Regions from separate parts of the Homo sapiens genome. Here region 2 is linked to region 1. A link is a contact called in ENCODE Hi-C or POLR2A ChIA-PET data. All regions are on one chromosome and are shown on one strand. The core of a region is the stretch at or near the end of the contact, and the rest is flanking DNA. Distances in the headings are between cores, read along the strand shown. Region 1 overlaps MED13L (mediator complex subunit 13L). Region 2 overlaps WSB2 (WD repeat and SOCS box containing 2).

The links. A loop is a pair of places that touch in the nucleus more often than their neighbours do. ChIA-PET counts read pairs that join two places held with the same protein, here RNA polymerase II (POLR2A). Pooled maps may share reads with other maps.
Region 2: a loop to region 1 is called in a pooled map, with 8 times the contacts of the local background. The contact joins two enhancer-like sites. A Hi-C loop is called at or near these places in 1 of 50 pooled maps. POLR2A ChIA-PET finds 5 or more read pairs at or near these places in 2 of 52 experiments (A673 and activated naive CD4-positive, alpha-beta T cell).

Annotation. Positions count from the first base shown.
Region 1 is chr12:116,160,337-116,168,030 of GRCh38, forward strand. All of the region lies in intron 2 of MED13L (mediator complex subunit 13L), which reads right to left. Among named protein-coding and RNA genes, the nearest start is that of MIR620, 16 kb to the left of the region's middle. Within about 2 kb of position 4,721, at least 4 of the 41 ENCODE cell types and tissues checked have a DNase peak (open chromatin) inside an H3K27ac peak, as active enhancers do.
Region 2 is chr12:118,048,235-118,055,928 of GRCh38, forward strand. It overlaps WSB2 (WD repeat and SOCS box containing 2), which reads right to left. Exons shown (of 9, transcript NM_018639.5): 2 at 4,076-4,244. Among named protein-coding and RNA genes, the nearest start is that of WSB2, 9.1 kb to the right of the region's middle. RefSeq lists an enhancer at 3,640-4,839. Within about 2 kb of position 4,362, at least 31 of the 41 ENCODE cell types and tissues checked have a DNase peak (open chromatin) inside an H3K27ac peak, as active enhancers do.

The sequences.
Region 1 (7,694 bases), core at 3,471-5,970:
ACTACTGAATAAACAAACTTAGTCCAAACAAAACCATTTAGGTGAGTCACGATGCATCATGATAGTGGCCAACTCTCTGGAGAGCCCTGCAATAGTCACCTGAGAAGCAGCATGATGTAGCAGGAAACCTGGATCTGCCTCTACTATGGAAACTGGACAAGTCATACAAAACTGGACAAGACACTCAGCTCCTTTGGGCCTTGGCTCTGATCTGTAGGAAGAGGCTGGACTGGATCCAAACTTTAATTTAAAAAAAAAAAAAAAGTGTCTCACCCTGTCACCAGGCTTGAGTGCAGTGGCATGATCAGAGCTCCCTGTAGCCTCGAACTCCTGAGCAGCCATTCTCCTACCTCAGCCTCCTGAGTAGCGGGACTGCAGGCACACATGACCACACACAGGTTTTTCTTTCTTTTATTTTTTATTTTTTTTTTTTTTGTAGAGACAGGGTCTCAAACCCCTGGGTTCAAGTGATCCTCCTGCCTCAGCCTCCCAATGTGCTGAGATTATAGGCGTGAGCCACCGTGCCTGGCCTGCAAACTTTATAAACAGAATTCTGGCTAAAGCCTCCAGTATAAATGGGCAAAGTAGATGTCTTAATTTATTTTATGCTGCTATAACAGAATATCTGAGACTCGGTAATTTATGAAGAAAATAAACGTATTTCTTATAGTTCTGGCTGAGAAGTACAAGACCATGAGGTCTGCATCTGATAAGGGACTTCATTTTACATCATCCCAGGTCAGAGGGCAGAAGAGCAAGAGACGGTGCACACTCCTTTATAACTAACCCACTCCCAAATAAAGACAGTAATCCATTCACAGGGGCAGACCCGTCATGACCGAATCACCTAATAGGCCCCAACTCCCAACACTATTGCACCAGGGATTAAGTTTCTAACACACAAACTTTGGAGAACACATTCAAACCACATCAGTGGACGTGCACTGACCTCCTTCTCCCACAGCAGCTCCTGAAACAGTTCTGGAAGTGGCAAAGTCCTCAGGAGAACAAAGTTTGAAAATCTAAAGAGTTTGGAAATATATATATATACACTTCCCAACCACCTTCCAGTACTAACCCCCAAATTCTTTTTACTTTGATTAAATTAACATGACCTCCCGCAACACTGCTGCTCCAAAAAATATCAATAAGAAATCAGATAAAGCAATTACATTTAATAAATATTTACTGAGTATTTACTAGGTGCTAGACCCTGAGGATTAATGATGAATAGAACAAGGCCTCTCCCCGTCAAAGTGAGCCCACAAGCTATAGGAGACAGATATAACCAACTACAATGCAAACAAGCAAAAGTTACTATGGATTAAGCCAAGAGTGCTGACTAAAACACATAGGAGGAGCTGCTTACTCAAACCAGAGGTCAGGAAAGCCTTCCCAGAAAAAAATTACGTCAACGCTAACAAAACAAATATATATTGGCTTGAATATAAAATGACAGTGTTTTAACCTGAGTAAATTCCCTTGTGTTTCTAACCTAACCACTCCCCTCATCAAGCTTCTTCACTATTTATCCATATGCTCTCTATCACCTTTACTCACTGTATCTTTTTTTAAAAAAAGAAATGGAATATCTAACAAGTTCTTAGGTGACGGGGGCAGGGGGGCAAAGAAAAGAAACACGATCTTGTATAACTGACAATGGCTACATCCATGTGAATACTCCATATGGGAATAATAACCTTTCAAGTGTTAACAAAGTGGAGTCACTCATGCCAAATGTCATATAATCAAACTGCAACTGTAAGAAAGCAGATAGATCCCAAAACAGACGAGTTTTTCCTAAAAACAGGAGATTCTAGCCTACCTGAGTCAGAACAAGAAAGTCCCCTCTGCTTTAACCCTTATAAAAAAAAAGTAAACTGAAGTAATCTATTGTTAACTAATCAGCTTATTTTCCCCATTGTTATGTTTCCTCATTCCCACCTCACAAAACCCAATAGTCTGCCATTGCCCAGTAGAAGCTGTGATTCTATTAGAATGGAGGCTGCACCGATTCATGAATCGAGAATAAAAGCCAATTAGATACATAACTAAATGAGTTTTAATTTTGTCTTTTGACACAAGAGTAAAAGTGGATATGGAAATATCCATGTGAGTATGGACTAATACAAGAGGGTTAAGGATTGGTAAGCCTACATGGTTATTTATATAAACTCCATCCATGGATTTCATGTTGAATGTAAAGGCATAATCTTTCAGGCCCAAAGACATTTTAAATTTTTTAATGTTATCACATGTTTCCAACTTAACCTAGAAATTATTTAATCAATGTTTTGAGAAGAATTAAGTACTAGACAGTAACTATAAAATTACTTCAGAAACAATAAAATTCACATATCTCCAAATAAACCTATTTGGAAAATAATATGATCAATCTGTTATCTTGACCACTAATTTGTATATACAATTCCTCGTAAGTTATACTTTTATGTCAAGTGACTTTTTCTATTTTTCTCTTTTACTACGTCTTAACATTTTAAATGGTAAAAATTCAAGTTGAACTGATCATTGAAGTCTTATTAAATCAAGACTTTTAAAAATAAAGATAAAAAATAAATAAAGAGACAAGGTCTTGTTATATTGTCTAGGCCAGACTAGATTCAAACTCCTGGGCTCAAGTGATCCTTCCACCTCAGTCTTGAGAGTAGCTGGGACTACAACTCAGGCCACCATGCCGAGTTTAAATAAAGACATTTTTAATGCAAAATACAATTATTTCAGAATTTTTTATGACTTGGGACAATGGCAAGACTGAAGATTACTTTTGCTTAAACTATTTCTTCTCAAATAGTTACAAAATACAAACAAAACTGCCTAATATATTCATGAATCAAAACAAAGGTTTAGGTATGATAGAAGACACCAGAGGCAGGTATTTACAAATCAATAAGCTAATTGCACTATCATCCTTATTAGTTAAAAAGCCCTATCAAGTATATGACATTAAATATATATCTTTATATAATAAAAATTCATGAATAATTGCACTGTTTATAGGTGAAGAATTTTTTTTTTTTTTTTTTTTAAGACAGAGTCTTGCTCTGTCACCCACGCTGGAGGGCAATGGTGCGATCTCGGCTCACTGCAACCTCTGCCTCCCAGATTCAAGTGATTCTCCTGCCTCAGCCTCCTGAGTAGCTGGGATTACAGGTGTGCACCACCACACCCAGCTAATTTTTGTACTTTTAGTAGAGACAGGGTTTCACCATGTTGGTCAGGCTGGTCTCGAATTCCTGACCTCATGATCCACCTGCCTCGGCCTCCCAAAGTGCTGGGATTACACTGTGCCTGGCCAAGGTGAAGAATTTTTAAGTGTATTGAAAAGGGTATTTACAAAAATTCATAGTAAAGCCCTTCTAAATAGAGAAGTACACATATCATACATAATAACTGCTTAGAGATGAATTAAGCTGAAATTGCGTTTTTGAATTTTTTTATAAAGGAGACTATTTCCTAATATAAGCCAATCTCCCAGTAATATCTTCAAATTGCTAAGCCTATACTAGAGAAATCAAATTCACAATAATGGTATACTTCAATGCCATAATATCAAATGAATAAAGCAGTAATTTTCTTCATTCACTGAAGGCAGCACAGGACAAAAGAAGTAAAACTGAAAATGTTCTTCTTGGGAGAAAAAGGGAAATATTTTAAGTTCAATAGTAAGAGATGACCTATGTAAAATTCATCAGAATATTTCCCAGAAATTTTCACATACTTAAAAAGAAACAGGTCCATTCACAAGTTCACGAGCTATGACTGGGTTCAATGCTTGCTGCTCTTCAAGCACAGTATTTCATCATATATTTCATTCTTTTCCCATCAGCACTATGCACCAAGACACATGAAAGTGCATATCAAATAAAAAAACTGAATAGTTTCTTACCACAAAGCTTCACTTTTGTTATTTCAGAGACAGATATAAAAATGTATTTAAACAATCTCAAATAATTAACTCATGAGGTGACCCCACCTATCAACAATTCAACTTCCTCAACCAAAATCTTGTAAGTATGAAAGAAAAAAACCAACAACAAAAAAGGAGACTTAGGAACATAATAACAAAATACAAAAAAGAAACACATTTTGTTTATTTATTTAACTGAAACAGAGGCTGCTGCAGCTGCAGGAGCCTTTTCTGACTGATGTGACATGAGCTGCTACATTTAAAACCAGACGCTTTAAACAGATGGCTATTCAGTTAAAGCCTTCAGGCTTATCTCCCACACTTGGTCACAGTTGCCAAGGAAGAGGACACTAGTTTTCCACTATAGCTTAAGTATAATTTCACACAGCACCATGGATTGACCACTGACAATTACACACACGACATCACAGACTGGTGATGTAACTGCTAACCGATGTCACACTGTCTTTTCAGAGTATTGCTAGTTACAAAGAAAGCACCAAGAAACAGATGTTAAAGCCTAGGTATAGAATGAATTTTAGCCTGAAATGTAGGCTATAGCAAATATACAATTCAAGAACCACTCTATACTAATAAATATTTCAAGTTATGTTTACTTTCAGTCTTTTGTTCATGTCAGAATTTTCACTGCCACAGCAATAACAAGCAAAAAGTGTAGCTGGAGCATAAACCAATTAAAGATCACCTTGTACTCATGTAAGTTTTTTGAATCAGCTTCCAAAAGCATATCTGCAATACATGGTTAAGAATATTATAGTCTTCATGTACCTGCTTTTGGATTATGAGTCAGTATTAATCATCCAAACAAGTACAGCAGTCTTCAGCACTAGTGCTGCAGTAAAACTTCGGAAGAACTGACATTCAGACTCCTGACACAAAAACATGACAGAATCTGTCTCCAAGAAAATATCTGGGCCCCTCTGAGGTTCTGTCCAAGATAGAAAGGGCTTAAGGCAATGAAGTAGGCACCATCCTTTTTTTTTTTTTTTTTTTTTTTTTTTTGACTACTAGACAAACTTTCTGACTAGAATGCCTATGTCCACTTTTTTGTTTGTTTATTTTTGAGACGGAGTCTCACTCTGTCACCCAGGCTGGAGTTCAGTGGCACGATCTTAGCTCACTGCAACCTCTGCCTCCCGAGTTCACGCCATTCTCCTACCTCAGCCTCCCAAGCAGCTAGGACTATAGGCGCCCGCCACCAAGCCCAGCTAACTTTTTGTATTTTTAGTAGAGATGGGGTTTCACTGTGTTAGCCGAATGGTCTCTATCTCCTTACCTCGTGATCCCCCCCGCCTCAGCCTCCCAAAGTGCTAGGAGTACAGGCGTGAGCCACCGCACCTGGCCTGCCTATGTCCACTTTTGGCATGCACTTCTGCCACCTTGCACATTGTAGACTAACAGAGTTTCACCATTCCTGTCTCGTTGCCCAACCACTCACCTTCCTCAAGACCCCACCTTCAATTCCTGCTTAAAATATGTAACATGGATTCTCCTTGTCTTTTTAAGATAAAGACCCAAATCCTTATCACTGACTGAAAGCCCTTTTGTGGCTACACTATGCCTAGTCTAGCCCTATCTGCCCTCAGGTGGGCCTCATCTGATCACATGCTCTCAGGTATTCTCTCCACTACAGCTGCATTGGTCTTTCGTTCCTGGAATACAACATGCCTCCTGCCACCAAGGGCTGCTGTCCTTTCTGCTATAAAATATTGTCATTCCTCTCTTCATCTACTTCAAGTATATTCTACTTTCAGATCTCAGTTCAAATGCCACTTTATCAGGTAAACCACTTTTCTGGTCAGGCGCAGTGGCTCATGCCTGTAATTCCAGCACCTTGGGAAGCTGAGGCAGGAGAATCACTTGAGGCCAGGAGGTGAAGAACAGCCTGGGCAACATGGTAAAACCTCACTGTGATGGCTAATACTGAGTGTCAACTTGATTGGATAGAGGGACACAAAGTATTAATCCTGGGTGTGTCTGTGTGGGTGTTGCCAAAAGAGATTAACATTTGAGTCAGTGGGCTGGGGAAAGCAGATCCACCCTTAATCTGGTGGGCACAATCTCATCAGCTTCCAGCAAGTATAAAGCAGGCAGAAGTTCTGTCCCTCTAAGAGAATCCTGCCTAATACAGCCATCTCTACTAAAAATACAAAAATTAGCCAGGCGCTGGCCCGTGTAGTCCCAACTACTCGGGAGGCTAAGGCATGAGAATCACTTGAGCCCGGGACGCTGAGGCTGCAGTGAGCCAAGATTGCAATGCTGCATTCCAGCCTGGGCAACAGAGCAAGACTCTGTCATTAATAAATAAATAAATAAACAAACCATTTTTCTGGCCTCTTATTAAGTCAAATCACCATATTATCTATACAGCACCATACTGCTCATAATCATACTTGTCTTCACTGCAGTTTTGTGTTATTTTATTAATACCTGCCTCCTACCCTGCCAATAACCTAAATCCAAAGATTGCACAGACCAAGTTTGTTTTTACTCCACAGTGCTTACTATAGTGGCTGGCACAAACTGAGCACTTAATAAATATTTGTTGAATGAATAAGTACAGAGAAGGATTTTAAAAATAAATATGCATCATTCAATAGAAAAATTTAGTATCACATTTTTCAATCACAGTCCTACCATTCTTTATTTTATTGAAATTTAAAAATTGTGAAAAGAACTCTTTAGGGATCAAATTTTTCATCCTTTGACTTCAAGTATGAAGACAAAATTCTTCATACATGACCCCATAAATTTATATCACAAAATTCGATGTTCAAAACTAAAATCTTTAAAAACCAGACTGTTTTAAAGAAACAAAAGATTAAAGATGAGTTTGTAAAGATAAAGAGATAGACAAATTGATTAAAAAGAAACCTCAGGCAGAAAAGAAACTCTTCAAAGAGCATAAATGTTTTATAGAGAAGAATATATTTTATTGTTACAATAAAAAGATACTAGGGTATGGAATTGTTGGCAAGATTAATATTATGTTTACAAATGAAAAGCATCCCTCGAATACAAGCAGTTTAAACAACTGTTTGATCAAAAAATACAGGGTACAAAAGATTTGATGCCAGTCTATTAAGTATACAATGCTCTATTTTTAAAAATGTAACAATTGACAGGCCAGTAGATACTGTGTAACATTAATTTTTCCTCTTTAGAGCTATGTTGACTTACAGATTTGGAGGTTTAACGTTTCCCCACAATATTTATACTTTAAAAATATCTTGTTCGTTCAGTAAGGGCCATCACTTACAAGTATTTATTTTATGTGGAGATCACTTTGAGGTGTCAAAAAAAAATCAATTCATCATATTCTGTGTACTATACTCCATTAGGACATGAGTGCTGTGGAGAGACCTAACTATAATTCTCCAATGGTAGCCATTTAAGTTTAGCTACCCTAAGAAAGACTGCTACTGCCATGCAGATATTCCAGTGTAGTCTTTCTTCACCTAGATTTTTATTTTCTTGACTTTTTCATTATTGCTTAATTGCTAACATTTCCTTTTGACATGTATTGATCATGCTAATAGCTATAACATGGCCTTTTGTGCCTAGAATTGATGGACTATATTTAATACAAATCTATATGAATCAACAAACAAGTTTATTTAATGATGTTTATTCAAAGGAATGACATTTTCTAGACAGCACTTTTCACATTTGAAATATTGAAGATAAAATGCTAGCTTTAAAAAAAATAAAAATCATTTTAACACTTTATAGTGATTCGCCACAT
Region 2 (7,694 bases), core at 3,112-5,611, 1.9 Mb after region 1:
CCTGTTTTTTTTCAATAAGCCTCATACTGCAAACATTTCCTCAGAATACTGTTCTTCAAAATATGTGATTTTGCCAGGTGCAATGGCTCACGCCTGTAATCCCAGCACTTTGGGAGGCCAAGGCAGGTAGATCCCTTGAGGCCAGGAGTCAAAGACTGGCCTGGGCAACATGGTGAAAACTTGTCTCTTCTAAAAATACAAAAAAATTAGCTGAGTGTGGTGGCACACGCCTGTAATCCCAGTTAGGAGGCTGAAGCAGGAGGACCACTTGAATCCAGGAGGCAGAGGTTAAAGTGAGCCGAGATGCGCCACTACACTCTGGCCTGGATGACAGAGCAAGACTCTCTCAAAAAAAAAAAAAAATGTGATTTTTCTCCAAAACCAGTAACTTCTCACTTAACATATGAAACAATAACACTTTGCTCATTATGTTAAATAATAAATATGAAAAAAAATGGTTAATACTCAAATACCTTTTTTCATTTTCCTTAGCTAATAGTGAAAAGATATATTCATCTATACAAATTTATGTTTTGTTCAGAAATAGGATTTAAATTTATGGTTTGTTCAGAAATAGGATTCAGAAAAAAAAATTGTTATTGTTTTCATTTACTGATACCAGTAATTAAAGTAAAGGAGCTTTCCCCAACCGACACATGCTCCACACTAGACCCTGAGCCACCCACAGTGCCCTTAGGGAGATGCAAGCCCAGGCCCTTCCTTCTACCCGGGAGCAGCTCTAGGTCATGTGACAGAAAAAAGACATATTTATCTATACAAATTTGAAAACAAGAGTGATTTTCAGGAAACTGACAGATCTTCCATGTTGTGCTTTTTAAAAAGAGCAGACTATAGAATTTATAATTCATATAGTAAATTTACTTACATGTCAAGTCTAGAAATGAAGGTGCATCCCTTGTATTTCAGGTAGGGAATTAGTAAACAATGTATGACCTTGGCATTATCATTAAACTGACCACAGAAGAAACTGAAAACTCTGATTAAAAACACATAACAAAATTTGATGGCTGCAAAAATATCATATGGAAATGGTAAAATTTTCGTAACCATCCTCTCATCCCTGGATTTCAAACTGTTTCCAATTTTCTTAACATGCAACTAATTTCATGATGAAGATCAGTGTATATAAATAGATGACACCATTTCTGAGATTTTTTTTTTTTTGAGATGGAATCTCGCTCTGTTACCCAGGCTGGAGTGCAGTGGCGCGATCTCAGCTCACTGCAACCTCCGCCTCCCAGGTTCACGCGATTCTCCTACCTCAGCCTCCTGAGTAGCTGGGATTACAGGTGCACACCACCACACCTGGCTAACTTTTTGTATTTTTAATAGAGACAGGGTTTCACCATGTTGGCCAGACTAGTCTCAAACTCCTGACCTCAAGTGATCTGCCTGCCTCGGCCTCCCAAAGTGCTGGGATTACAGGCATCAGGTACCGCGCCCAGCCCAGAAGAACATTTTTCAGGTCCTTGATGCATTTTGCCAGGCTTCCTTCCAAAAACTGCACAAATTTATCCCCCTCAACTCTAGCAGCATGCAGAGTACCCATCTCAACAAACTCCTGTCAACATTCCCTCTTATCAAGGCAAGTTTCATATCCAACTTATAAAAACCTTAAATCTAATGTTATTTATAAAAAATGCTTAAAGAAAAATAAATGAAAGCCTCAAGGGCAAGGGCCATGTCTGATTTATCTAACGACTCTCAGTCCCTAACTCAGTGTTACGCAAAGAAACTATGTAACCAAGGCTGGCCAACATAGTAAAACCCCATCTCTACTAAAAATACAAAAAAATTAGCTAGGGGTGGTGGCGCATGCCTGTAATCCCAGCTACTCAGGAGGCTGAGGCAGGAGGGAAGTGGAGGTTGCAGTGAGCCGAGATCGCACCATCGCACTCCAGCCCGGGCGACAGAGCGAGACTCCATCTCAAAAGAAAAAAAAAGAAACTACGCAACCAAGGCTGGCTGAATGAATAAATACAGACATAGAGTTGCCCTGGGACAAATGAAAACATACAGATGCTGGGCCATCTGAATGGGAGCTCACGGCATTCTGACACTGGGGCTTGTCCATCCCAAAGAAAGAAAAACTGGTATTAGAAACTAAACTTGGCCAAGCGCCATGGCTCACACCTGTAATCCCAGCTACTTGGGAGGCTGAGGCGGGAGGATTTCTTGAGGCCAGGAGTTCAAGACCAGCCTAGGCAAGACCCTGTCTCTACAAAAAATTTAAAAGTTGGCTGGGCATGGTGGCGCGCCTGTAGTATCAGGTACTTGGGAGGCTAGGGCAGGAGGATAGCTTGAGACCAGCAGGTTGAGGCTGCAGTGAGCCGTGACTGAGCTACTGCACTCAAGCCTGGACAACAGAGCAAGACCCTCTCTCTCTCTCAAAAAAAATAAATGAATAAAATAAACTTGGTTGATAATAAAAAGACAAAAACGAGCAAAGGCTCTGAGTAGACATTTATCCAAAGAACGTATACAAAGGACCAGTAAGCACCTGAAAAGATGCTCGGCCAGGTGTGGTGGCTCACACCTGTAATCCCAACACTTTGGGAGGCCAAGGCAGGTGGATCACCTGAGGTCAGGAGTTTGAGACCAGCCTGGCCAACATAGTGAAATCTCGTCTCTACTAAAAATACAAAAATTATCTAGGCGTGGTGGTATGTGCCTGTAGTCCCAGCTACTTGGGAGGCTGAGGCAGGAGAATTGCTTGAACCCAGGAGGTGGAGGTTGCAATAAGCTGAGATCATGCCACTGTACTCCAGCCTGAACAACAGAGTGAGACTCTGTCTCAAAAAAAGAAAAAAAAAAAGAAAGAAAGAAAAGACGCTTGACATCCATAGCCATCAAGGAAATGCAAATCGAAACCACTATGAAATGCCACTTCATACCACTAGGATGGCTGCCTGCTAGGATAATAAAAAAAGACAGACAATAACAACGGCTGGATGTAGAGAATCTGGAACCTGAATCCACTGCTGGTGGGAAAGTAAAATGGTGCAGCCACTCTGGAAAACAGTCTGACACCTCCTCAAATAGTTAAACATAGAAAACACAGGTTTTCTATAAATGTTCATAGCAGCACTATTTGTAATAACCAAAACATGAAAACAACCCAATGTCCATCAACTGATAAATGTACGAACAAAATTTGGCATCTCCATATGATGCAATAAAAGGAAATGAAATACTAGTATATGCTAGAATACGGATGAACTGTGAAAACATTATGTAAAATGAAAGGAGCTAGTCAAAAAAGGCTACGTGTTGTATGACTCCATTAATAGGAAATGTCTAGAATAGGCCAATCTAGAGAGACAAAGTAGATTAGTGGTTGCCTGGAGAGTGCAGGGGGGTTGGGGGATCTAAATTAAGGGGTACAGGGTTTCTTTCTGAGGAAATAAAGATATTCTAAAATTGATTATGTGCCAGGCACAGTGGCTCATGGGAGAAATGTGTAATCCCAGCACTTCGGGAGGCCGAGGTGGGTGAATCACTTGAGGTCAGGAGTTTGAGACCAGCCTGGCCAACATGGCGAAACCTCGTCTCTACTAATAATACAAAACTTAGCCAGGCGTGGTGGTGTGTGCCTGTAATCCCAGCTACTCAGGAGGCTGAGGCAGGAGAATCGCTTGAACCCAGGAGGCAGAGGTTGTAGTGAGCCAAGATTGCGCCATTGCACTCCAGCCTAGGAGACAGAGGGAGACTGTCTCAAAAAATAAATAAATAAAGTAAGACTGATGATGGTGATGGATGCACAACTCTGTGGATAGACTAAAAGCCACTGTATTGTATACTTAAATGGACAAACTGTGTGGTATATAAATTACATCTCAATAAAGCTATGGGAAAAAAAGCCAACTTGGGGCTAACATAATCTTGACAGAATTGACTTTCACATATACAGAACTTGGGGCTCTGGAAACCCCCATGATCAATTCCTGAACCATGAGCCACCTTCCCTCTCTCTGGTTCTTGGGCACAGAGATGGCAAAAGAACAAGGAGTGTTTGGAAATGCGCCGGATGGGGCCCCAGTACGAGAATACTTACAACTGCTCCTCCAACGGCCAGGGGATCAGTTTGACGATGCAGTGTCCTTGAGACCAAGCAAACCAGGAGCCATCTGGGGAGAAGGCGACGCTCCAGGTTTCACAGCTGGACTTCCAATCAAACTGGTGGGGGCGCCCGGGCTTGAGTTCGGCCAGCAGCAGCGGTTCCTCTGGGGCAGGAGACAACATGCTTCAAACACACACCCCCTTGCTCCCTGACCACCCAGACACAGGAAAGCCACTGTCTCCCTGTGGCAAAGAGCCACACTATCCATTCCCAGAGGGAGTTGTCACTTAAATGACCCAGGGCAATAACAGCAGCCACAGGCCACATTCCACCACGGTTACTCAATCCTGGCACTCCTCACTGCTGGTTAACCATGACTCACAGTAACCTTTGTGCCCATGAACCCAGTGAATGGAGGCCTCATTTTCCTATGAATACTTGAAGGGGAGGAAAGTGGAGAGACAGCCAGACCAGGAATATGCTAGACGGTGCTGATTATGGGGCCAAAATAGCAAGGCCTTCCAATGCATTTCAGGTTTCTTCAGAAGAACCTGCTGCTGTCAAAGAAGGAATATGTGAAACTCAAAGGCTCCCTCTCACTCGCCTGCATCCTCCCCATCATCAAGGCTAAAAACGTTCAGCCCTTGCCCTGCTTCCTCACACTCAGAAGTATGGATTCCATCTCCCCATCTCTCCCGCTTCCACGTCCTCTGTCTGGGGTTAAACCTTCATCTCATCTCACCCAGATCTTTTGCTACAGTCTCCTGATCAGTCTTCCTACCCCTAGAGATGCTGCTAAAGCTGAAATACCCACACATCACATCATTTCTTTCAAATACATTAGAAAGCTCCCGCCTGCCTACATCATAAAGGCAACTGAGACCAGGACTTTCACCACATGCCATCTGCCCCAGCCCATCGGTCCAACCTCCTTCCCTTGTCCCCTCCCTGCAGGCCACACTCTGGCCACAAAATCTCCTTGACATGCAAGGGGCTTATTTACGTTCACACCTGGACCCACTTTTGCTTATGAGAATCCCTAGCTTCTCAAAGTAACAAGAAAGAAAGAAAAAAGTAATAATCCCACCTAGATTCACAACTAAGAAGCGTACCCTGATCTCACACTATCAAAACGGAAATAAGTCGCACCTTGTTTATTTCATTCTCTCTTATGTAACCAATTTCTCTCTGCCCCCCGCCCTCGTCATCAGTGTCTAAGCACCTTGTTCCAACACCCAGATCATTTTGTCTTTGTTTCTCCCAGGACCTAGCACACCATCTTGTGAAAGAGTAGGCACCAGATTGGAGCTTCTTCATTGACTGACCCACAGTTCCTAGTTCAGTTCTCTACTCTGATGGAAGATTCTCATGGCTGATGAAGCTTATAAGTTAAAGGCCTTCAGAATGAATTTTTTGACCATTATGACTGTGATACTTACTAATATAAAAACTGGCTTCCATCCTGAATAAGGTCACTTCCTGATGTGTCCATTCCACACAAGGAATGTGGAATGTGGAAGACTTTGACCCTGGCTGTTACCAGATAGATATTCATTTTTAAAACCCGTATTTCATATATTTTAAGACACATCTTTATATATCTTACATTTTGACCTCGCTGAAATCAGGATGTATCTTATAATCAATGACTTTTCATAGTTAAATAGGTAGTATTTTTTTCTCAGTTATACATGATGATAATACAATCCATGGTATCTTGGATTCAATAAAACAGATGGTAGAGATGCATATGTGTATATTTATAAAATATTTTTGCCAGGTGCAGTGGCTCACATCTGTAATCCCAGCACTTTGGGAGGCCAAGGCAGGCAGATCACTTGAGGACAGGAGTTTAAGACCAGCCTGGCAAACATGGTGAAACCATGTCTCTACTAAAAATCCAAAAAAAAAAAAAAAAAAAAAAAATTAGCCAGACATGGTGGCGGGCACCTGCAGTCCCAGCTACTCGGGAAGCTGAAGCAGGAGAAGCACTTGAACCCAGGAGGCGGAGGTTACAGTGAGCCGAGATCGTGCCACTGCACTCCAGCCTGGGTGACAGAGCGAGACTCTGTCTCAAAAAAAAATTGGCTCATGCCTGTAATCCCAGCACTTTGTGAGGCCAAGGCGGGCAGATCACCTGAGGTCGGGAGTTCGAGACCAGCCTGACCAACATGGAGAAACCCCATCTCTACTAAAAATACAAAATAAGCCGGGCTTGGTGGCGCATGCCTGTAATCCCAGCTACTCAGAGGGCTGAGGCAGGAGAATCGCTTGAACCCGGGAGGCGGAAGGCAGAGGTTGCGGTGAGCTGAGATGGTGTCATTGCACTCCAGCCTGGGCAACAAGAGTGAAACTCTGTCTCAAAAAATAATAATAATAATAATAATAATAATAATAATTCTAGTATATGCATTTATAGGAAAATAATAACATAGGTATATCTTGTTATATAAAATAGGTGTGTGTTCCTGAAGTTTCTGTCTTTAAATAGAATGTTAATAAATCATATCAAGCCTTTGTAAAGAGACTATTCATTCTCAGAGGTTCTATGTGTAAATTTGGGTTTAATGTATTAGGTCTAGGCCAGGCACGGTGGCTCACGCCTATAATCCTAGCACTTTGGTAGGCCGAGATGGGATGATAGCTTGAGGCCAGGAGTTCAAGACCAGCCTGGTCAACATGGTAAGACTCCATCTCTTTAAAAAAAAAAAAAAAGAAAAAAGAAAGAAATATATTTTTATATATATGGTCTGAGTAAATAGCTATTTGTATAGACCCAGGTAAATCCTCCTAGAAATCTGTATGTTTGTATGTGTGACAGTTTCATTTATACAATCACATGTGTATAGCTATTTCTATAGACCCAGGGTTCTCAACTGGGGGCTAGTTTGCCCCTTAAGGACATTTGGCAGTAACATTTTTGGTTGTCACAACTGGAGTTGCTACTACTGCCATCTAGTGGGTGGAGGCCAGGGATGCTGCTCAACACTCTACAGCGCACAGGACAGCCCCCAGCAAAGAATCATCTGGCCCAAAATGTCAACAATGCCAAGGCTGAGAAACCCAGATGCAGTCAAGTATTAAATGACATTGACTGATCTAGAGAAACATTTTCAAATGACCTGGATGGCCTGGGGTAGTGGCTCATGCCTGTAATCCCAGTGCTCTGGGAGGCAGAGGTGGAAGAATTGCTTGAGACCAGGAATTCCGGATCAAATGACCAGGATGAAAATGTCTTTTTTTTTTCCATCCTGATAACATTCACAATTGGTTCACTTCCTCTACATTATCCTTTTTTTTTTTTTTTTTTTTTTTTTGAGATGGAGTCTCACTCTGTCACCCAGGCTGGACTGCAATGGCACAATCTCGGCTCACTGCAACCTCGGCCTCCTGGGTTCAAGAAATTCTTATGCCTCAGCCTTCCAAGAAGCTGGGATTACAGGCGTGCACCACCACACCCAGCTAATTTTTGTATTTTTAGTAGAGACAGGTTTTTGCTATCTTGGCCAGGCTGGTCTCAAACTCCTAGACTGAAGCAATCCGCCCACCTCGGACTCCCAAAGTGCTGGGATTACAGGTGTAAACCACCACGTCTGTTTTTTTTTTTTTAAAT